Regions from separate parts of the Homo sapiens genome. Here regions 1 and 2 are each linked to region 3. Evidence: chromatin loops called from intact Hi-C (ENCODE). Cell type or tissue: GM12878. All regions are shown on one strand.

What was found. Peaks named below come from ENCODE experiments on the same cell type or tissue, not always from the same donor. Only the 100,000 strongest peaks of a DNase experiment are listed, where the experiment ranks them.
Region 1: a loop joins it to region 3, with 2.2 times the contacts of the local background. A loop is called at or near these places in 2 of 110 quality-filtered maps.
Region 2: it touches region 3 in a loop (2.9-fold over the local background); 5 of 110 quality-filtered maps call a loop at or near these places.

What each region holds. Positions count from the first base shown.
Region 1 is chr2:159,874,513-159,882,512 of GRCh38, forward strand. It overlaps LY75-CD302 (LY75-CD302 readthrough), which reads right to left. Exons shown (of 38, transcript NM_001198760.1): 7 at 7,612-7,803; 8 at 6,571-6,728; 9 at 4,747-4,857; 10 at 4,121-4,209; 11 at 3,812-3,981; 12 at 932-1,131. It overlaps LY75 (lymphocyte antigen 75), which reads right to left. Exons shown (of 35, transcript NM_002349.4): 7 at 7,612-7,803; 8 at 6,571-6,728; 9 at 4,747-4,857; 10 at 4,121-4,209; 11 at 3,812-3,981; 12 at 932-1,131. Among named protein-coding and RNA genes, the nearest start is that of LY75, 26 kb to the right of the region's middle. In GM12878, no CTCF peak of the experiment used is centred here; a DNase peak (open chromatin) is centred at 4,821; H3K27ac peaks cover 3,152 bases.
Region 2 is chr2:159,891,543-159,899,542 of GRCh38, forward strand. LY75-CD302 (LY75-CD302 readthrough) reads right to left here. Exons shown (of 38, transcript NM_001198760.1): 2 at 7,146-7,517; 3 at 2,372-2,542. It overlaps LY75 (lymphocyte antigen 75), which reads right to left. Exons shown (of 35, transcript NM_002349.4): 2 at 7,146-7,517; 3 at 2,372-2,542. Among named protein-coding and RNA genes, the nearest start is that of LY75, 9.2 kb to the right of the region's middle. RefSeq lists a silencer at 2,711-2,790 and enhancers at 4,197-4,376, 5,017-5,256. In GM12878, no CTCF peak of the experiment used is centred here; DNase peaks (open chromatin) are centred at 1,778, 3,855 and 4,010; H3K4me3 peaks cover 2,530 bases; H3K27ac peaks cover 8,000 bases.
Region 3 is chr2:159,959,603-159,967,602 of GRCh38, forward strand. It overlaps PLA2R1 (phospholipase A2 receptor 1), which reads right to left. Exons shown (of 30, transcript NM_007366.5): 20 at 7,937-8,000. Among named protein-coding and RNA genes, the nearest start is that of LY75-CD302, 59 kb to the left of the region's middle. In GM12878, no CTCF peak of the experiment used is centred here; DNase peaks (open chromatin) are centred at 1,069 and 4,239; H3K27ac peaks cover 1,700 bases.

The DNA.
Region 1 (8,000 bases), 85 kb before region 3:
TATGTACATATTTTGTAAATCTATATAAATATGTACATATTTTGTAAATCTATATAAATATGTACATATTTTGTAAATATATATAAATATATATATTTTGTAAATATATATATAGTAAATATATGTAAATATATATATTTTGTAAATATATATATATTTTGTAAATATATGTAAATATATATATTTTGTAAATATATGTAAATATATATATTTTGTAAATATATGTAAATATATATATTTTGTAAATATATGTAAATATATATATTTTGTAAATATATGTAAATATATATATTTTGTAAATTTATGTAAATATATATATTTTGTAAATATATGTAAATATATATATATTTTGTAAATATATATACATATATATTTTGTAAATATATAAACATATATATTTTATAAATATATTTATAAATATATATATTGTAAATATATTTATAAATATATTTATAATATATATATTGTAAATATGTTTATAAATATATATATTGTATATATAAATATATATATTTGTATATATACACACAAATATATATATGTTTGTAAAAGTGTAAATATATATACACTTTTTTTACATTATTAGGAGTGCTGGAGCTGTTAATTTGACAACAAGAATTAGAGGAATATGAGGATCATAGGCATAGTGGCAGTATGGCATATAGTACACCAACTTACTGGGAAAAAAAGACCTTGGGGTGGAGCCACTTCTGGCTTTGGGCCTGCCCTTTCAGGTAGGACACGTGCAGGGTGTGGGGCTGAGGCACCTCACACCAGAGGTTCAGCGATGCCCTGCCAAGGACTCTGTGCTCCAGAGCACTTTAGTTAGGTTACATAGTACTATGGAGAAGAGCATAATTTGTACAAGGACATGAACAAGGGTAGTGGAAAAATAACTTCATTGAAGGATAGAATGAGAATGTCACTTTACCTTATAACAAGAAAGACTTGCGGGGAAACTCTGCCAGCCTTCAGGACAGGGGTCATCAGGCTTAGGGGATGCTTCTTCAGGCCCAAGGGGTCCACTCATTTTCTTGCAAATTGAAAGTGCTTTGAAGCTTCTGCAGTCCTTCACCTCCCACTTTCCAACAGACTTTCCAGTAGACATAGCCACGCAGCCGCCCGGGGAAGCTGGGATTGAAGTGGAAAGCTCAATTAAAAATTAAAACGTTAAAGTTCAAACATTTTCTAGTGTTTCTACTCTTTACTTCAGCCAAGTTGGGGAGAGAGAATAAAAAAAAAATGGAACAAAGAGAGGAAAGAAATATGTTGTTCAGAATAATAATGACAGGTGTTTATTATTTGTAAAGTACTTTTTGAAAAAGATTAATCCTCATAACAAACCTATGGGGGGATTCTATTGTCATAATTTGAGGTACAGTGAGAATGAAGTGACTTGTTCAAGGTCATAGAATTAGTAAGTGGTTGCCCCAGGATTTGTGCCCAGGTGGTCTGTTTCTAGAGCTGTACCCTAAATACTACTGCTGCTTAGGATAGTGGTTCAAATTAGCTTAAAAACTTTGAGCAGTTTTTAAGAAACTTAGTTAACCTCAAAACACAACTCTCCCAGATTCTGATCCAAAGGAAAAGCTGGTACAATAAAGGTAGAAGGAGGTATGTGGTAACATACATTTGTTTACCGTTAATTTTATGACAGTCATAATTTTATGTATTCATAACAGTATTAAAAGGTAGTTTGAATTATCAGTTCCATTTTGTAAATGAAGACTAAGTAACTTGCCCACAGTCAGAGTTAGTGAATGGTAGAGTTGGGGTTGAAACCAGATTTGTCTGACAAAACATCATGTTCCATTTTCCATTACATCACACTGCCTGAAGCAGGTAAAAGACAAGAAGAGTTACATATACTGAAAAGTAATAGGACAACTTCTATCCCACCAAACAGAGAAGCCACATAGTCTCATATACACAAACAGCAAGAGGAATAAGAAACTGGGAAAAATAATTGCCTTGCTACCCTGAATGGGTGTGCTATTTTTCCCTGTTCAGTCCTTCTATCCACGGTGTGCCCATGATAGACCAAGTTGGCTGAGGATGGGTGCAATAATGGTAAAGAGAGCTTCACATAGCCTTTCTGGTCATAGAATGGAGGAAGTAGTCATGGTAGCTACTTCCCAAGCACCTCTCCAACCACCAAGACTTAGTTATCAAGAACGTCACCTTTACTCTTAGTGTCTATAAAACAAATCTGGCCAGGCACGGTGGCTCACGCCTGTAATCCCAGCACTTTCGGAGGCTGAGGTGGGTAGATCACCTGAGGTCAGGAGTTCGAGACCAGCCTGGCCAAAATGGTGAAACTCCGTCTCTACTAAAAATACAAAAAAAATTAGCTGGGCATGGTGGCAGGTGCCTGTAATCCCAGCTACTTGGGAGGCTGAGGCAGGAGAATTGTTTGTACACGGGAGGCAGAGGTTACAGTGAGCCGAGATCGAGCCATTGCACTCCAGCCTGGGCAAGAGGAGCGAAACTCCATCTCAAAAAAAAAAAAAAAAAAAAAAAAAGAAAAAAGAAAAAGAAAAAAAGAAATCTATGTGCTTTATCCATTAGAGTGTTCTTAATCTGAGATTTAACCAGGATCAACATCTGTATACTCTATCTTTTTCAGACATAAAAGGATGACTTTGTTACTAGCAACATCACTCATGTTGATGGTGATGACCATGTGTCCTAACTTTTGTGGGCATTTTCTATTTCAAATAACATGTTCAATTGTAAGCTCATATTTTCCAATCTCTGTGTTATAAAAAATAGTCTTCATGATCACATTAGACCAACACAATAAAATATAAATAATTCACAGGGTGAAAAGTAGAATGCTTTATACTGCTGTCTTATTCAAAGCCACTGGCTTAAAAATCAGGAACTCTGGATTTCATTAATTCAATAACCAGATGATCTTTGTCAAGTAAATCACCTTTTAAAGTCTCTGTTTTCTTAACTCTAAAAGTATTTCTGAGGTCCTTTCCGGCTTAAGTGTTCTGATTCTATGGCAAATTATGGTCAATGCTTTAGGCTGGTTGGAGAAAGAGGAAATAACTTTCAAAATAAATAAGAAGCCAGGCACAGTGGCTCACACCTGTAATCCCAGCACTTTGGGAGGCTGAGGCAGATGGATTACTTGGGGTCAGGAGATCGAGACCAGCCTGGCCAACATGTTAAAACCCCATCTCTACAGAAATACAAAAAGTAGCTGGGCATGTTGGCATGCACCTGTAATCCCAGCTACTTGGGAGGCTGAGGCAGAAGAATCACTTGAACCTGGGAGGCAGAGGTTGCAGTGAGCCGAGATCACACCACTGCATTCCAGCCTGGGCAACAGAGTGAGACCCCATCTCAAAACAAAAACAAAAACAAAAACAAAATAAATAATACAAGATAGCCTCCATAATTCTTACCCATTGAGAATAATGGAAGAAAACACATTCAGTTTTGAAAATAGGTTAAGAAGCAGAGAGATGAAAATGTAAAGAGCCTCACACGGGAGCTTCTAGATTCTATTTGAGATTTACATGGAAAAGATTTTAAAAACTCACACTGGTGCTTCTAGCTCTGAGCCATTAGATGGTGGTTTGGGAGAACTAAGTTTTTGAATTTCTTTCATTGGATTATTCCCAAGGACATAATAGGGAAGACATAGCCACTGCTTCTATTTATGGTTCCATAGATAGACTCCAATCCTGAAGATCATCATGTCCCTCACATTTCAAAAGTAAGTGAGGAACATCTTTGGGAGGAGTGCTGCCTTTCACTAGTCACAGTATACTACTACTTCAAAGATTAAGACACTCACCTGGCTCAAGAAAATTCCAGTTGGAAAAGGTTACAGCCCGCCTTCTTCCACCAACAGTTGCCCAGTTATACTCTCCACAAGAATCTACATCTCTCAGGCCAGTCCAGAAGTATTTTCTTAGAGATTTATCATACTTTTTCATCAAATCATTTAGGTATTCTTGCTCAAATCTACAAAAGGAGAATCAAATTGGCAAGTGTTTCACAATGATTGACTCTATTTGAAGATGCACCTTTTACTTAGGAAGACTGTTTGGCAAAAGAATTCAGAGTTGAAAGTTTATGAGTACAAGTTTACTGATGGTCACACCTGCTAGTGATAGTCAGATTGCAGTTTGTTCCAAAAGGGACCTCATCCTCATAAATCTTGTAACAGGTTTCTCCATGTCTCTTCCAGCCCTAAGTCAGAGGAAAAATATTGTCAAACTCTTTTCCAGACTTGATGGTGTCCCGTCTGGCAAGCATGTTTCTGCTACATTGATAACGTCTTAGAACTTGTGGAAATTGAGGACATGGCTATTGAAATCATACATGTGATGAGGGTGGGATGCAATTTCACAGATAACCTCCACAAGACTGTGGGCCTGTGTCAGACAAAAAGTATGGGTTACTTCTCATATGGGTGGCTGGCTCATCATAAGAGTATAATATTCACTGGATGAATTATTTTTGAATATTGATATTAGTGGGGGAAGTAAAGACATCAGCCTTGAGGATAGTAATTCTACAAATATTTATAGAAATTTTCAAGTTTCTGCTTCTGTAAGAAGGCCAATATGCTATGACTCACTGCCTTCTGGCTTGTTCTAACTTAAATGAACAGAAGCTAGTAGTTTCCTCTATTTTATAAGTCTGAGTTATTTAAGTCTCAGCTACCATTTCTAACCAAGAAGTTGTAATACTGCTTGAGAAAATTTACATAGGGATTTTACCTACCTCATCTGGAGGACACATCTTATCAGAACTTGCGTCATTCAGTTTTTCTCCCTTTCTCTTGCATACATATTTTAGTTTCTCCTCACATGATTGGACTTTCCACTGACCTAGCTTTGAAAGGAGACAAAAACATTTGCTTGGAAAGGAAATTATTTACCGCATATTCAGAACTGAACTCACAAAAACTATGACAGAGACAGAGAGAGAGAAATGAATATAAGTGAATTATCAAATGTGAGAACACACTCCTAGAAAATGCTACTCAACAGGCCTGCAAAGTGATGGCTCACAGCCAGTTACCTCAGCATCACCTCCAGGTCACAGTGTGGATAAATTTCATTTTCTTATAAGAGTAGCAATAAAACCATCAAAGCACACTTAGTATAAAAGTTGAAGAGAGAAGAACTCAGCCCACAGTTCCAGCATTCTAGTCTTCTAGACTAGAATGGCATAGCCAAAGTTTGAAACTTTTAGGTACATCATCAACCTCCCTTTCTCGGTTTCCTCACGTGTAAAATGATGATGGTGGCTAAAATAGCTATTCTCCATGAATTCTAGGTCAAAAGTTTCTTTCAACTCTACTTCAATCTGGACTTCAAAATTCTCTCTTTCATATATGCTACTTAACATTAATTTGCTTAATTGACTACGTCACTTTGCTTTGTTTGAATTAAATTCTAATAAGTCGATTGTGATAAGGGTCAGTTTTGAACATTGGAATGCTGTCTAGGTATGCCATCAATTCACTCTTGCCCATGGGAACACTTTTCCATTTCTGATGTTCTTCTAAAGACATGTTGGATGTCCTTTTAAATAGAGCATCAAATGTGACACCTTTCTAAACTTCTTTTAAATACACATAATATTTATTGCTTCCACTTAAGTCTCTTTAGATGTCTGAGTGACACAGTCACTTTCATAACCAATTAGGGGTCCACAGGAAAGTGATACAAACAAAACGTAGAGGTACATATATCTTTTCTGCTCAAGACACAGCCTATTTTGGATTATTAAGTAAAAGATGTTCAAAAAATGTTTAAGCATTCTATAGGAGTAAGGTGGTTTCTGAAAAATGTTAGGCCTAGTTTTTAAATAAAACCATTTTTTTACTTCTCAAAGTAGTATCGATATAAAACAATCTGAACATGAATTTGGAAGATGGGATTTTTCAGGTTAAATTGTGGCTATCTGCCGAATATCACACTGATGGCAGAAAGGTGGGTGCAGGCCCTGGTCCTGAGAGAAAGCAGGTTGCTAGAATCAGTCAGCACAAGAATGTGAGTTCTAAAGGGATTCTCTGTATCTGTTTGAGACCAGAAAAGATGCTCTCAGATAGGATATGGGTTGCTTATTTAGTAATTGCTTTTATTTACCTTTTTAAAGTAGCTACCAGAAAGACAGTCTAGACTTTAGATTATTTGTTGCCAACCTTTGACACCAGGGACCAGTTTTGTGGAAGACAATTTTTTCCACAGAGGGTGGGGAAGAGGATAGTTTTGGGATGAAACTGTTCCACAAGGAAGTGCAACCTAGATCCCTTGCATGTGCAGTTCATAATAGGGTTCACCCTCCTAGGAGAATCTAATGCTGCTGCCAATCTGACAGGAGGCGGAGTTCAGGCAGTAATGCTTGCTTACCCGCCGCTCACCTCCTGCTGTGCGGCCCAATTCTTAACAGGTAATGGTCCGTGGCTCTGTACCCTGATCCAGAGTGCTCTTACCTTTTATTTTCCAGCTTATACGCAAACTTCCCAACCAAAGAAGTCTTAATATTATCATTAGGTAAAACAGGAAGAATATAAAGAAACCACAGGAGGTTTCGTACCTCTCCTAAGTAGGAAACACAGTTGGGCGTCTTATTGTAGGGAACATTTGGCTCATTCTCATCCCAATATGTTAGAGTAACTTCAGTACCATCTGACCACTGAAATAAAGTTGGTATGTTTATGTTCTTAAGGCCTATCCACACTTCTTCTTTGATATCTAAAAGAAAAATGTATTATTTGTTTGGTTTTGCTCAATTAAATACTGTAATATGTACATTGTTATACAAATTTTTATATTCTGATATGGAGTTTTAAGAGCCTTTGTAGTATTCTTAATTCGGTTATTAATATGTTGATACGACAGGCAGGTTGGGTAATGAAGGCTTTTCAAGTAACTTATGCAAGTAAAGTACACAGGTAGAACATCTGCAGGCTGGGTGTTCCTGATATCTGGTGTAGATAAACTTTGCTTTGTGGGGTGAATGAAATTCTATAAATACAATCATACATATCCCAATTTGAATAGAAATACTGTCCACTGCTGCCCTGGTATGACTCTGCTGCCTTCACAAGTGAAACAAGGAGCACCAGGCTGGCACTGAGTAGGTACCTACTCTTAGCTATTCTAGCTAAGAGTTCTATTCTAGGAAGAGATCATAATACTGTCCGTCTAGTATATTTTCCTTTACCAGTCTTTAGCTTTCAAATAATTACAAAAGTGAAGTAATTATCACTTAAGTTTTTTGAGCAACTTAAATAGAATTTAGCTCATGAGAAGAGGGAAATCAATCAATGGCAGTACTGTCAAATTGGTTGCCACTAGGCACATGCGGCCACTTAAATTAATTAAGATGAAATAAAAGTAATAATTCAGTTCCTCAGTTGCCCTGGCTACATGCCAACTGCTCAGAAGCTGCATGTTGCTAGTGACCACCATACTAGACCAATTGTAGAACAGTTCCATCACCAGAGACAATCCTATCTGACAGGGCTGATCTGTGGGATCAAACTGTAAGCTTTTCATTCCCACAAAGAGTCTAAAACCAGGGATACTTTAAAATGGCTTAAGCCTCTCAAATAGGGTATTTTTAAAAACTTACCCTCATTATGGAGTTTTGTGACAACCACCTCCACATCTGCTAGAGAATGAATGCTGATTAGGTCACTACTGAAGGCTTTGCATTTCGCATGTGCCTTATCCCAGGAATTACTTTCATTTACCAGCAGATAGCAAAATCCATTATTTGGCAGCCAGCCTGCATCACAGCGGGTATCTGAGTATGTCCAGACATCTGGGGGAAAAGCAGCTATTTATATTCCAGTAAAGATACATCTATTGTGAATCAATAACATTGCAAATTCTTTTTTCTTGAATAATGAGAGTCCTGGAAAACTGGGGACGTGATGTCAGATGCTACGGTGACATGAATTCATGTGGTGCCTACCACATAAATGAGGTATATATAGCATCATAGGAATTCCCGCTGGG
Region 2 (8,000 bases), 68 kb before region 3:
CCCTCAGGTTTGAGAAACTTTCTCTTGCTTCTTCCATAAAAAGTAACTCTAGGAAGCATATGCATGCATTAACACCACTGTATGTGTCACACCCCCAAAGCCCCAGCACACACACAACACCCACAGGAGGCTAAAGGCACCAAGATACATTCCTGTCAAGGCAGCAAGGTACAGTGGGGGTAAATATGTACAGTGGGGAAGGAGGATAAAGAATCCTTCACTAGTGTCCACAAAAATGTGGTCTGACCCTGACAGGTCATTTCACTGATCTGGGCCTTCTGCCTCTCACCTGAGAAACAGGGGTTTACATTGGATTACCTCTAAGCAAACTTTCACATCTAAATTTCTGATCCAAATGATAAGGAGAGTTAAATGAAGTTGATACCTGGCTGACCAAACTCTGCTTATTATCAATTATAGCTGAAGAAAATACTGGCTTTTTCTATTTTAGTAGGTAGGTTACAGGTGTTGAGAAGCCTGGGCCTCTAATTAGATATGTAATCCTCCAAGTGTGGTTCCCAGACCAGCATTATCAGCACTACCTGGAAACTTGCCAAATTTGGGGGGCCCACCAAAAATCTACTGAATCAGAATCTCTGGGCCCTAGATATCTGTGTTCTAACAAACTCTCCATGTGATTCTGTTGCACCCTGAAATCTTAAGTCTTAACCCAGTATAATCTCTCCAAGCTCTCCAAGAGCTTCTGCATTCTGAAGCTCACATTCCCGAAGGAGGGATCAGCATTACTAATACCACCTGGCTAGCTACTCAATGAGTCAGCCTAGTGTAGCTGTTTGGGACAAGGACTTCATAGCCAGACTTCCTGGGTTTGAATTCTAGTTCTGATATTTATTAGCTGTGTGATCTTAGGCAAGTTACATATCTCCCTTGTGCCTCACTGTGATCATCTGTAAAATGGGGATAAAGTATGGTACCTTTCAGGGTTGCTGTGAGGACTGAATGAGTTAATGTATATTGAGAGCCTGAAACAGTATCTGACACCTGGCAGAGCCCTGTTAAGTATTAACTATTATTACTTAGGTCTGGAGCTCTTTCCTTTCTCTTTGCTATAGATTCTTTCAACCTATTGTCCATTAAGTAATATTTTGTGAGTACCTATCACATGTCAGGTACCGTGATCCCCTGTAACTCTCACCTAATTGGTGAGAAACTGTGTCTCAGTTATGTGCCAGATAATGATGTGATTGCTACTTTGGTCTCTCTCTGTCTTTCTAAAGAACAGCAAATTCTTTAGCAAATCCTGAACAGTTTGCTTCTGGTAAAAAGTAACGAGAAAAAGCACTCTGACAAACACACAGGAATGGTGGAAGGAACAGTGTCACCAATTTTGAGCCAGGAAGATCTATCTCTTCTCTTTCCCGCTCTTTGCTTCAGGCCATAAACATACTTAAGATTTCACCATTCTAAAAGTGTTTTTCAACTGATCTCTTTCTTAAACTACCCTTTGCTTTTTTAAATAAAAAAAAGCCACTGTTTTGGACTAAGCTCCTGATCTAGGACTCAAAAATCAAAATGGAGTCACCCATGCCAAAGTTCCACATCACCAAACTGAAACAGATTGTCATCTGGTCTTTTGAGAAATCAGGAGAGAGAGACAACTGCCTAATTTCCCCAACAGGCCAGTTTCAATCTTTAATTGGACTGATAATGAAGTTCCCTCTGTTTCAATGCTTAACCTGAAGTCACCTGATGTTGACCAATCAATTATTTCTCTATTGCTCTTACAAGGAAAGTTACGTTGAAATGACCAATCCACTCTTCGGTTTCTGTTTTTGCTTTCTTCAGCCCTTTTTCTGTCTACAAAGCCAATCCCCTCTGTTCAACGAACTGGAACACTTACAGTAGTCTATTTTATGAAATGAGGTGTTGCCTGATTCTAGAATTGCAATAAAGCCAAATAAGATTGTAACTACATAAATTTGTTGCAATTTTGTCCTTTGCCAACTGTCTCTTCTTCTGCTCCGTGAAACTTACGAGGCTTACTTCCTTCTGTTCATGCTTCATTCCACTACAATCCAGCTTCTACCCCCTCTAGTCTTCTGAAACTACTAAAGGTCAGCAGCAATTTCCTAATTGTGCATGCCTTTTCCACACTTCCTCTCCCTGGGGTGCTATGGAACACTCCCTCCTCCTCCTCCATGACACCATCCGCCTTGGTTCACTTCCGGGCCTGCTTCTGAAGGCAAATTCATGGCTACACATTACCTCTCTCTTCTCCTCCAAACATACACTTCTTATCCGGGATAATATTTTTGCAGTCACTTTTGAGTCACTTTGAACTCTTCCTTCTCCCTATTGCCTCATATAAATGTACTACCTTTCCACATAAAATTTACCAGCCCATACATACCAGGCTTTAAGCAGATGCCCCACTTTCGGTCATATTCATAATTTAAGGTGGTGGCACACCATGGCCCACTATGATCTTCATCAAGAATGCAATCATGATGCCAGGTCCCATCAATTAAGAATGGAAATTCACAAGGTCTCCCATAAGAGTTCCCATCTCTGGTATAGATCTCTGGGTTGGAGAGGAAGTTGGGGAAAAGAGAGTTAAAAACTGGGTAGTCAGCGTCAGGTGGCTAATTTCTAAAACTGTTTTTAAAAGAAACGTTGTTTAGAATACAATATCCGAGTGTAGGAATTCAGAGCATGGGTGCTGTCAGGTCTGGATATGAATGCTGGCTCCCTGCTAACCCACTGTTTGCCTGTGGGCTAGCTATCCAACCTCTAGTAGCCTCTGTTTCTGCTTTTGCAAACTGGGGATAGCGTTCAGTGATCAACCATGTGAAGCTTCACTTACTGTGGTGTGATGAGGCGCTGAAAGAGCCTGGCTTGATCAGGTGAGGGTCTACTAACTCTGCTGTGGGCCGCAGAGCACTTCACCAGAAAGGGTGCCCTGGCTGAGGTTACATTTACCTCTATTTTCTTTTCTTTAGAAAGTGTTGGAGCCAGAAAAATTCCTTGGAACCACTGAGGGTGGGTGTGGACTTTGGAACCACCTGCGGCATTAGAAAGATGGACAAATAGTCCCATTGTTCAGAGACTGGAGGTAGAATTGAGACTGTGGTTTTTGAGGAAGTAAAAGGAAGAGCTGCTGAATTTCTGAGCAGATTCTTGGGAAGGTACAAGGCATGGTAATTTGGGGTGTGAAAGAAGCAGCAGCTTCAATGGGGCAGTCATGTGACCGGCGGGGGGCCAGTGAGGTAGTAGACATAGCTTTTACTTCAATCATTTTCCCTGGTACATGGGGAGGAACTGAAAAGTGATTCCAACCTCAAATATGCCTGGAAATGCTGGAAAGAATGTTTGATACTTATATCAATACTAATTCTCTTGGAAAGGTGTTTTTATAGAACAGCTATCCCTGTATCCCTGTCACAATTTGCCAAAACCTCGGTCCACAATTTGCTAAAAACCTCAGTCATTAACAGATCAAATAATGGCCATTAGGTAAATCATAGTAATCAGATCTTATCACCGTTTACCAGGCAATTAGGGTTCCTCCAAATGTCTCACAGATTTGCTTAAAAGTGTGCTTAAGACAGTATTTGATTCTACTTTCTTTTCCTCCAGTGTCCGTCTAACTAAAGTGTGAGGCCATTTAACAGCTTAGAATGTAATAAGCAGACCTATAGCAAAAGGTAATAATAATCTGGATGCTTTTCTTGGCAAATAGTCTTTTAAAGATCACTGGTTTTGTTTTGCTGTGTCATAGAAACAGTTTTCAAAAGCGTACTTCTGTTAAAGAGTGTGTTGACCTTATATTTTATAAGGATTCTGCTTATTACCTATGTTTCAGTTTAACCGCATCAAAACCCCCCAATAGCTCATGACCAGTTTCTTTTCCCATATTACAAACCTAAGAGGACAGTCCCTGAACACAAAGACTGTTCCTTGTAGAGCCATCAGTTTTCTTTTCTAAAACCTTTGATTTTTGGAATACAAAGTGCCTTGGTATACATTTCTGTCATTTGTTCTTTATCATAAACCTGTGAGATCATAGGGGAGGTATTATACTTGTCTGGGAAATCCCCATTTTTGCAGAGTAGTCAAGTGATACATTCAGGCACTCAGCTGCAAGTGACAGGAATGAGAATGGGCTCTCTCTGATTAGACTCTTGACCTATAAGGACAACTTGTGACATCAGCGGGTGCCTTCTCAAGTTTCAAGTTAAATTTCATAGCTCAAAGCTGGGCTTCAATTAATAAGCTCTCTAAGTCACAATATATGCTTTGAAGAATGATAAGCATACAACCACCACACCAGAAGCAGCTAAATTACGCTAACTATTCACTAAGCATTTTGTTCCCACACATTCTTTGCTGATGCTGGCCTCTTACACACCATGGGCTTCCTTAGCAAGACAGACTTTCCTGGGAAGAATCTTCTCTGAATGTGCAAATTTATGATGATAGCATCCTTAAAACAACAGCTTTATTATGCAATAGTTACAAATTTGTGAGATGAGGTGATTATGCAGAAAACTAGCAAATTAATGTCATCAGTAACATGAGACAAAATAGTTTCAATGGATAAAGAGGTTGTTGGCAGGCTTCTAAGAGTTGCCCAGAATTCTGATAGTTCTGCAGCCACCCTGCCACAAAAAGTCCATTTCCTCTGCGTGATTCACCAAACATTCAAAATTTGAAAAGTGCTAGTGAGATCAAGGTATCTTAATGATATTAATGTACACCTGGGTGCTAGTCAAAAGCAGTTCACTCATAAAATTTATACAACTTCAGTTTTCTCTGAGATGAACACGACTCACACAGGATAGGAGTTGGGGTGAGAGGCAACCCAAGGCACAGTGATAAATTAATGTTCTTGTATCACAAGTGAAAACTTGGTTTATACTGCTAAAGCCAAGGGGGAAAGAAAGAAGCTATGTTTGGGGAATGGAATACTGGTTTTAAGCCCTAGCTTTGCTGTAACAAACCAGGTAACCTTGGATTTCACTTTGTTGGGACTTGGGTATCTTGTATGTTTTGTTTATATACTGCTAGATAAGAAGGTGGGGACAACAATCAGTATCGAGAGTCTGAGAGCGGAGTCCTAGAGAAAGTCCCTAACTTAAGACAGCAGTCCCTAACCTAAGAACAAGAAGGGATATACATAAATTGAAAAGGGTAGAATTGCCAGGACTTCATATTTGATTATATTGGAGTGGTGGAAGAGGCGAGCCTGAAACCTCTCAGGTGACTTGCTGATTTCTGACATGTAGAACTTAGATGGTACCAGTCACCCAGACAGAAACAGAGAAGAGGTGGCAAGTTTGGCCCTGGTTTCTGTGCAAATTAAAACTTGAGGTATGCCTTGACTAGTCACAACTATATATGCTTTAAAAAAAGCTTTAGTGTTTCAAATATTATATTTGAAAAGGTCAAGAAACACTTCATGCCTTTGGGTTATGCTGGTGGCATTGCTTAGCTCTCTCTGGGTGGTCCCCTGGGTAGATCCTTAACCTTTTTTGTGCTACTGATCTCTTTGGCAGCTGGGTGAAATCCACAGTCCCTGTCTCAGAAGAACATTAGAAATGCATACATAAAATACATAGGATAAAAAGGAAAACCAGTTATATTGAAATGAAGACACTGGGGACTGAGGGAGTTTAAGATTACAACTATGCCCCTCAAAAGAATTAGATCAGGAGACTAAAAGAACCCTGCCAAGAAAATTATCCTTTCTGATCCCTGGACAAATACAATGAAACAAGTTAAATCCAATTAAAAGGCATTTTGTTTGGCTCTGTGTTTCCTCTTAGTTGGCAAGTTGGAGAAGGGCTTTTGTGGCACAGAATTTAAATTTGCCATTAAGTCATATCCAAAAAGCAACTGCTTTACTTTTAGGAGGAAACTGGCTCGCAGAAACAGACTGTCAACTATTCAAAGGCCAGGGAATGATGAAAAGGAAACCCTATCTCTAATTCTCTAATATTTCTCCACAACAGAACTTGACATTCTCAGAATAATTCTTGCATCCTCACTAGGAAATAGAAAGCTAGAAAGAAAAACTTGTGCAGATGGATAATGGAAAGTATGGGAGCAAGCTGCTATAGTGACTTTGAGGCCAAATTTAGCTTAAATGATCTTTAAGAGAAGAAGAAAGCCACTGTAAAGCTAGGGAAATTTGTAAAGAAAGGCAAGGGGAAATAATAGGACTTAGAGGACATAATTATATGCATATCGACATTTGGTGTAATTTAGAGCAACATAATGAAAAATATTTGCTTGGGAGATAGCTAATTACATTTAATGGTTAAAAAAATAAATCTACTCATTCTTTAACTTAGAAATTAGTTGCAATCCAGTCCCTAGACTCAGGGCTAAGTCCATGGTCCGCTCCCCGCAAGGCAATATTAATATACTTATTTTCGGAAGCAACTGAAAAACTCCACTCTTAAAATGCTGAATCATAAATATAAACATCAAAATTTGGTTGCCATGCAAAAATGAAAATAAATAAGAAAATCCACTCAAAATTTTCCCATTTTATTCAAAATCCGTAGGCAAGAAAAAATATATTTTTCCTCCTTCTCCTTCTTTTCTTTTTTAAGGATGGGTGTCTCACTATGTTGCCCAGGCTGAAGTGCAGTGGCTATTCACAGGCGTGATCATTACACACTACAGCCTTGAACTCCTGTGTGCTCAAGTGATCCTGCTGCCTCAGTCTCTCGAGAAGCTGGGACCGCAACCATGCACCACTACGCCTGACCTTTCTTCTTCTTTTAAAACTTAGAATAAGATCAACATTATTAGATCATTTGACTTTTAGCCTGTACAAATCTAATGATTCCTTTCCTCTAGGGTTTCCTTTCCTCTAGGGTTTAGAAGACCATCATAAGAAGTACATATCTATCTGATGAAATCCCAGGTTTATCACAACATGGCTGTGTGACCTCAGACAAGGCACTTTATCTCTCTTAGCCTTACCTGCAAAGTAGAGGCAAATACCATGGACTTGTAAGAATGTCGCTCAAAGTAACTGCACAGTGCCTGGAAGTGAAGAGCTTACTCACTGCCCTTACTAATGTACGACTCTATTTTTACTAAATTGTGCATGTTTAATGCCACATGTGACAAGCACAACAGCAAATCGGTCAAAGTCCCTCTCTAATACTCACCATGATAAGGCTGGTCACAAAGGCTTTCCTCTGAGCCTCCTTTCTTCCAGACATCAGATGCATTTGAGATTGCTGTGCCATGTCCATCCTTCAGAGCCAGCCGGTACCGGGCAGCTCCGTACAGAGAGTGGTGCTCACATTTCCACCACAGCATGGCACTGGAGTCACAGCTGAACATTCTCAGCTCATTTACCGATTTGGTAATATCGAGGCCAAGGCACTTTTGGGAGTGCAAATGAAAGAGCCGATGCTGGGACACCCACTTCCATAACTTGTCCTCAGTTTCATCACAGTCGTCTGCTACTATCCAGCCATACACTGGCTTGATGCACTTGCCCGTATTTCCATGGACGATGGTGAAGGGGTCATTAGCTGAGTCAAATGGACAGACAGATTGTAGATTATGTGGTTGAAGCGCCTTGCTCCCTGCCTGCTGAGGAGAGTCTGAGCACTACTGGACTGTTCCCATCCTCAGTCTGTTCCCACTCTTTTTAAGCTGCAGGGGACTACAAAAGGTGGGACAGTGGTGAGCAGAGAGGCAGTGCAGTGTGTAGGGTCAGAACACGGGCTCTGGAGCCAGTCCGCCTGGGTCCATATTTTGCTCCTGCTACTTGTTAGCCATAGGATCAGGGCAAATCATTTAACCTCTGTGCTCCAGTTTTCATATGATGGTTGTGAGCATGAAAGGAGCTAATCCATGTAAAGCGTGTAGAGTAGCATGTATATTTGTTGTTGCTATTTCATGAAAGATTTTTCCCTTCTCATTTAATAAGACAAAAGAAGCTCTTTAGTTTTCATCTCAATGAAAAGTCTAGTTGGGACCATAATTCTGCCTTGCTTACATGTTAGCTACTA
Region 3 (8,000 bases):
TAAAATTCTTTTTTGTCTCAAAATCATTTCTAGCTCAATATTTGGAAATGAAATTCAGTTCCCTCCAAACTTGGTCCTTTCCCAGTGTTCCTACTCACAATGAATGGCACGGTCTGCATGCACTTATACACATACAATAAGCCTGAAACCTCAGAGGCATCCTTACCTTCCCACTCCATCTCCCCAACAGCCATACCATTTGGACATCTCATTTCCCAAAAAGCCCCCTCACCCATCCCCATTCCCACTGCCTCATGGTCTCTGCCACCACTATCTTAGCCCAACCTACCAGTCTCTTGCCTGCACTACAGCAATAGCTTCCTAACTGCTCTTACCTTTCTCACCCTTGCCCTTCTTCCATATATCCTTGGCACTACATCTAGAGTAACTTTTTAAAATTTGGTCCTGGTCACGTCCTTCTTTAGTTTTAAACCCATCAAGGGTTTCCCACTGCTCTTAGGATAGAGGCCAGAAGTCCAACACGGTATCACCCTTTCCACTTCTTTTGTCTCACCTTTGGCCACTCTAGTTCTCTATGTTTCCTTTAGTTTCTTAAATGTCATACTCCCACCTTGCTGCAGGACCTTAGCACATGCAGCTCCCCCTATTTTTAATGTTCCCTGCCTTTCTGACCACTTCAGTCAGGTCCTCTGGCTATACACTTTTCTAGAACCACATAACTTTCCTTCATCACGTACAGCACAGTTTTAAATTACACAGCCATTTTCCTGATCGATTTACTAATGTTTGTTCTCCCTCTAGTGTGTAAGCACCAAAAGAGAAGGGGCTGTGTCTGTTTTTCCTCACCACTGAATTCCCGACATCGAGATAGTAAATGAATGAATGAATGAAGTGCTCCAATTTGAATAAATTCCAAAAAGAGGTGAGAGTATTTTTAAGAAAAAACTATGTTATGCACAAAATCAAATATTGACTAATCCCAAACTAGACAGTGCAAAGCAGCCATTACCACTCAATCCAGGTCTTGAATAAAAATATGTAAGTAGAAGCACAAGAGTTAATCACACACACACACTTAGAATTTCTTCCTCCCACAGATCTGCTGGGACAAGTATCTTAGATGACTCATTCTTCCTGGGTAAACCCCTGGTCAAACCTCTGTTACATTATCAAACACAGAGAAAACTATTTATGAGACATTAGAAAAGATGCTTAATTTCTGTGTATCTCAGTTTTAAAACCCACTTAATTTGCCAACAAAGTGGGATTTTTTTCCTTAGAAATAACCAATAAAAATTAGTCCTAGGAAATTCACAAACAATAAGCAAAGTTTAATGGGACATAATATATTGGAACTCATTTCAGAATTGTGAAGTAAAGAAGGTCCATCATTGTTATCTCCCAGTTTTCCTTCTGTAGCTTTATTTGTTAATAGGGAAAAACCATCCCACCGCTCTCAGCTATCAACTCTCCTATTAACAGTTTTTCTAATAATCTGATAAACTTACTTGTTTCAAGATGTTGATGACAGATGAGGCAATCTCAAAAATATTTCCCTTTTAAAAATAAAGGAAAGTGTTGAGACAAAGGAGAGAAACTCCAGTGGTGGAATTTTAGGCATTAATGCGCAGGAGAAGGCACTGTGGGTGGGGAGACATGCATGGTGACTCTGACATTGTGCCAGGTGAATTGCCACCTACTTATGAAGCCTGCTGTGATGATATCCTTTGTAATCAAATGCTCCTAATGCCTTGAAGAAAGAGTTGTGGAACTATGACTGTTGAATTGCTGGGTAAATATTGGCCACACATTAGAATAACTGAGGGAGCTTTAAAAAAATACGGATGCCTGGATCCCATGCAGATCAGCTAAATCAGAATCTTCAGGACGTCTCCTGCACTTTGATGTTTTTAAAAAGCTCACCTGCTGATTCTAAATATTTGACCAGGGCTGAAAACTACTGATCTAGCTGTTAGTTATCAATAATTTTTTTTTATAACTCTGAGCTACATGAGGGTGTTTTAATCATGCCCCAGGGCTAGCTTCAGAAGGCGCCTCCCCTCCCCGCCATTCTCATGCACATATTTATTCCCCTCTCTATTCCTTTCATGGGAAGCATTCACTTGCTCTTTTGCCCTGGGTCTGCTCCACCATCACTGCCACCATTCCCATAGATACACACTCTCTACGTGTGTACAGGAGGACACATGGGATGGAGGTGAACTGTGTGGGTAAAAATCAAGTTTGGGGGAAGGATAATAGCAAAAGGCTGAACCAGAAACAACTATTCCAGGTTTCTAAGAATTATTTATCAAATGCTAAGGATTTGACTTGTCATTAATTTCCTTAAAATATCCTCTTTTAATCCTAGAAGAAAACCTGGGCAATACCATTCAGGACATAGGCATGAGCAAAGACTTCATGCCTAAAACACCAAAAGCAATGGCAACAAAAGCCAAAATAGACAAATGGGATCTAATTAAATTAAAGAGCTTCTGCACAGCAAAAGAAACTATCATCAGAATAAACAGGCAACCTACAGAATGGGAGAAAATTTTTGCAATCTATCCATCTGACAAAGGTCTAATATCCAGAATCTACAAAGAACTTAAACAAATTTACAAGAAAAAAACAAACAACCCCATCAAAAAGTGGGCCAAGGAGATGAACAGACACTTCTCAAAAGAAGACATTATGCAGTCAACAGAAATATGAAAAAATACTCATCATCACTTGTCATTAGAGAAATGCAAATCAAACCCACAATGAGATACCACATCAGGCCAGTTAGAATGGCGATCATTAAAAAGTCAGGAAACAACAGATGCTGGAGAGTATGTGGAGAAATATGAACACTTTTACACTGTTGGTGGGAGTGTAAATTAGTTAAACCATTGTGGAACACAGTGTGGTGATTCCCCAAGGATCTAGAACTAGAAATACCATTTGACCCAGCAATCCCATTACTGGGTATATACCCAAAGGATTATAAATCATGCTGCTATAAAGACACATGCACATGTTTGTTTATTGCAGCACTATTCACAATAGCAAAGACTTGGAACCAACCCAAATGTCCATCAATGATAGACTGGATAAAGAAAATGTGGCACATAAACACCATGGAATACTATGCAGCCATAAAAAAGGATGAGTTCATGTCCTTTGCAGGGACATGGATGAAGCTGGAAACCATCATTCTCAGCAAACTAACACAGGAACAGAAAACCAAACACCACATGTTCTCACTCATAAGTGGGAGCTAACAATGAGAACACATGGACATAGGGAGGGGAACATCACACACCAGGGCCTGTTGGGGACTGGGGGCCTAGGGGAGGGATAACATTAGGAGCAATACCTAATGTAGGTGACGGGTTGATGGGTGCAGCAAACCACCATGGCACGTGTATATCTATGTAACAAAATTGCATGTTCTACACATGTACCCCAGAACTTAAAGTATATAAAAAAATCCTCTTTTACACATGAGAGGAGGCATGAGTTAGTAACTAGGACAGTTGTGTTCATGCTTTTGGGTTGTTCACTATCTGTACCAGAAATGTGATTTGGAGATTAGCTAGGCATTCCTTTATGCCTGTTCCCTAGAGACCATGCCAGGATAAACTTGTTCTAACAGTTGTGAAAAACTAATTGTCACATACTGGAGTGAATTCAAAATGTATCAACAACCTAAATATAAATGCTAAAACCATGAAGCTCTTAGACAAACACACAGGGGCAAATCTTCATTACCTTGGATTTGGCAGTGAATTCTTAAGTATGATACCAAAAGCACAAGTGACGGAAGAAAAAGTAGATAACTGGGTTTCATCAAAATTAAAAACTTTTGTGCATCAAAGGACATTATCAAGAAAGTTAAAAGACAACCTACAGAATGACTGAAAATATTTATAAATCACATATTGGATGGGGTTTAATATTTAGAATATACAAGGAATTCCTATAACTCAACAATAAAAAGGCAAATGATCCAATTTAAAAATGGACAAAGGACTTTAATAGACATTTTTCCAAAGAAGATAAACAAATGGCTAACAAGCACATGAAACGATGCTCAACTTCATCAGATAATAGAGAAATGCAAATCGAAATCACAATGAAATAACACCTAACGTGTTCTAGGATGGCTATATAATAGCCAGAGTTGGCAAAGATGTGGAGAAATTGAAACCCTCACACACGGCTAGCAGGATTGTAAAATGGTTTGGTCGCTGTGGAAGAACATTTGTCAGTTCCTCAAAAAGCTAACTACTGAGTTACCATATGACCCAGCAATTCTATTCGTAGGTATACATTCAAAAGAATTGAAAATAGGGACTCAAACAGAGACTTACACACCAATGCTCATTGAAGCATTATTCACAATAGTCAAAAGGTGAAAACAACCCAAGTGCGCATCAACAGATGAATGAATAAACAAAATATGCAATATTCACACACACACACACGCCCGTGCCACACAGGAATATTATTCAGCCACAAGAAGGAAGGCAATTTTGATATATGCTAAAGCACAAATGAACCTTGAAAACATCATGCGAATAGGCCAGACACAAGGACAAATATTGTATGAGTTCGCTAATATGAAATATCTAGAATAGGCACATTCACAGGGATAGAGAATAGATTAGAGGTTACCAGGGGATGGGGAACAGGAAGTTAGTGCTTAATGGTTACAGAGTTTCTGTTTGGGATAGTGAGAATGTTTTGGAAATAGAGATGATGGTTGTATAACATTGTGCATGTAATTAATGCCATTGAATTGTACACTCAATAATGGTTAAAATGGCAAATGTTATGTTACATTATTTAGGACCATAAAGATGCTTTAAAAAACTAATTGCCAAAGGTTTTAATAAAAGACTTAGTAACACTCAGTGTCTTATTGAATATTAGCTACAAGTTTCTCATACTAAAATGTGAAAATAATTTATACCTGGTAGAAAGATTTTATAGTTTGAGAAAATAGGAAGTATACAGAAAGTATCAATGATTAAAAAATAGTGTACCTCATTACTATAGTAAAGTTTTAGAGTAAATTATACTATTCTAGAAAATATCTCATGGTGCCACTGAGCTCACTGTGTCATAGGGCTAAGCTGACATGGCAACCCTTTTTTTTAAAAAAAAATTATTAAATACTTCATTTTTTAAAGAGCAGTTTTAGGTTCACAGCAAAGTTAAGAGGAAGGTACAACTTTGGGAGACCAAGGCGGGCGGATCACCTGAGGTCAGGAGTTTGAGACCAGCCTGGCATGATGAAACCCCGTTTCTACTAAAAATACAAAAATTAGTCAGGCGTGGTGGCAGGCACCTGTAACCCCAGCTACCTGGGAGGCTGAGGCAAGAGAATCACTTGAACCTGGGAGATAAAGGTTGCAGTGAGGGGAGATCATGTCACTGCACTTCAGCCTGAGTGACAGACTGAGAGTCCATCTCAAAAAAAACCAGGAAGGTACAGAGATTTCCCACCTGATCCACACATACACAGCCTCCCGCATTATCACATGCCCCATCACCCCAGAATGGTACATCTGTTACAATCGATGAACCTGCATTAACACATCATAACCACCCAAAGTCCATAGTTTACATTAGGGTTCACTCTTTGTGTTGTACATTCTATGAGTTTGTACAAATGTCTAGTGACATGCATCCACCATTGTGCTATCATACAGAGAATTTTCACTGCCCTAAGAATCTTCCACAACTTCATCCTTCCCTCCCTGCAACACCTGGCAACCACTGATCTTTTTACTGTCTCTCTAGTTTTGTCTTTTCCAGAATGTCATATAGTTGGAATCATACAGTATTGTAGGCTTTTCAGATTGGCTTCTTTCACTTAGTAATATGAATTTAAGTTTCCTCCATGTGTTTTAAAGGCTTGATAGCTAATTTCTTTTTAGCACTGAGTAATATTCCATTGTGTGGTTGTACCAGTTTATTTATTCACCTACTAGGGACATCTTGATTGCTTCCAAGTTTTGGCAATTAAGAATAAAGATGTTATAAATATTCATGGACAGGTTTTTACATATACATAAGTTTTCAACTCCTTTGGGTAAATACCAAGGAGTGTGATTGCTGGATCAAATGGTAAAAGTATGTTTAGTTTTGTAAGAAACTGCCAAACTGTCTCCCACAGTGGCCGTACCATTCTGCATTCCCACCAGGAGTGAATGAGAGCTCCTGTTGTTCGGCCTCCTTGCCAGCATGTAGTGTTGTCAGTGCTCTGGATTTGGGCCGTTCTAGTAGCTGTGCAGTGGCAAATCACTCATTGTTGTTTTAATTTGCATTTCTGGAGTGGCAGTCCTTAAGTGCCAACGTGAAGTGGCAGGCATAGGAAAGGGGCAAGACCACCAGACTCAGGGTCAGAAAACAAAAAGTGCGTCTTGGCCTGATGCGTATTCACTGTGAAGTTTCAGAAAAGTCACACAATTTTGTTAGCATCTGTCTTCTCATATGTAAAATGAGGATAGTAATTCTATATATTTTTAAAATTCAGTGATATAAGAAATAAACATACAATCAATTAGCTAAGGGGGGACGTAACTCAAATGTCCACCAATGGATGACTGGATAAACAAAATGTAGTATATCCATACAATGGAATATTGTCCAACCGTCAAAAGGAAGTCCTGTCGCATGCCAGTGTGGGTGAACCTTGAGGACATTATGCTAACTGAAATAAGCCAGTCACAAAAAGGCAAATACTGTCTGATTCCACTTACATGAGGTATCTAAATTAGTCAATTTCAAAGACACAGAAAGTAGAACAGCAGTTGCCAAGGGGTTCAGAGTAGGAAGAACAGGGAGTCGTTTAATGGGTACAGTTTCAGTTTTGCAAGATGGAAAAGGTCTGGAGATTTGTTGAATGACAGTGTGAGTATGTGATACTTAACACTAGTAAACAGTAGACAAAAATGGCTAGAATGGTGAATTCTATATTGTGTGTATTTACCAGATATTAAAAAAATTTAAAAGTCAGTGCCAAATGTCTGGTGGGTACTCAATGAATGTGTGAAAAATCCAAGTGGCCTCATTTCTCAAATTAACAATGGGAGGAAGATCACAAAGGAGAGAAAGCCCTGCCAATATAACTGAACACTTAGATTAAAAATTGGCTGTCCACAATTGAAGAGGAATTTCATATTAGCATATGAAATGATGACACAGTTTGGGTTTTTTAATTTTCTAAGAGTTAAACAATTATAATTTGGGATGCATTTTAATTACTTCCACCTAAGGCCTATAAAGTTATTTTATTATAAAATATGAAGAGTGGAGGGAGACTAGGCCTTAATTGAAGGCAGCATCAGAAATAATAAATCTGGTTTAAAATATCCCCACTGGCAATTTTTTTTTTCTTAATTCAAATCTGCATGGAAGCACCAGCTTTATGAGGCTTAAGATGACATTGACCAAGCTAAGTTATTAGTCCCTCAATTCACTAGTGGGCAGAGCTCTATGCCGGCTCCAGGCAGGGAAAACACAAGAGTAGGAGATGGAGTCTGGGTCCTCTGAAATTTACAGCTTATTTGGGAGCAGAACCTAGACACACAGGCATGCAGGCACATACATACACGTGCACACACACGCACGCACATGAGCACACACACACATGCATATGCACACACACATGCATACATACATATACATACATATGTTACACCTAATGAAACATTCATACAGCACAATAAATGACTATGCCAACAGTAAAACTGAGTATAGAAACGAGGGGCAGTGTCCAGGCTGTTTTTGACAAAAATCTTTTGTTCCAAAAGATTTGTTACTAAATGGAAAACTCAAATTTCTTGAAAGTTGTGACAAAAAAATTCCAGGTCCTATGGACAACTCACAGCTTTCAAAAGCCACTTTCACTTTTTGAACACTTTCCAAAATTAGTGTCTACAAAAGAGAAACAAAGGCAACTTTTGAAAAACAAGCTTACCTTATAGTTAAAATATAGCCATCCTTTGGGACACGTTCCATGTTGTTTTGGTGTATCTTTCTTT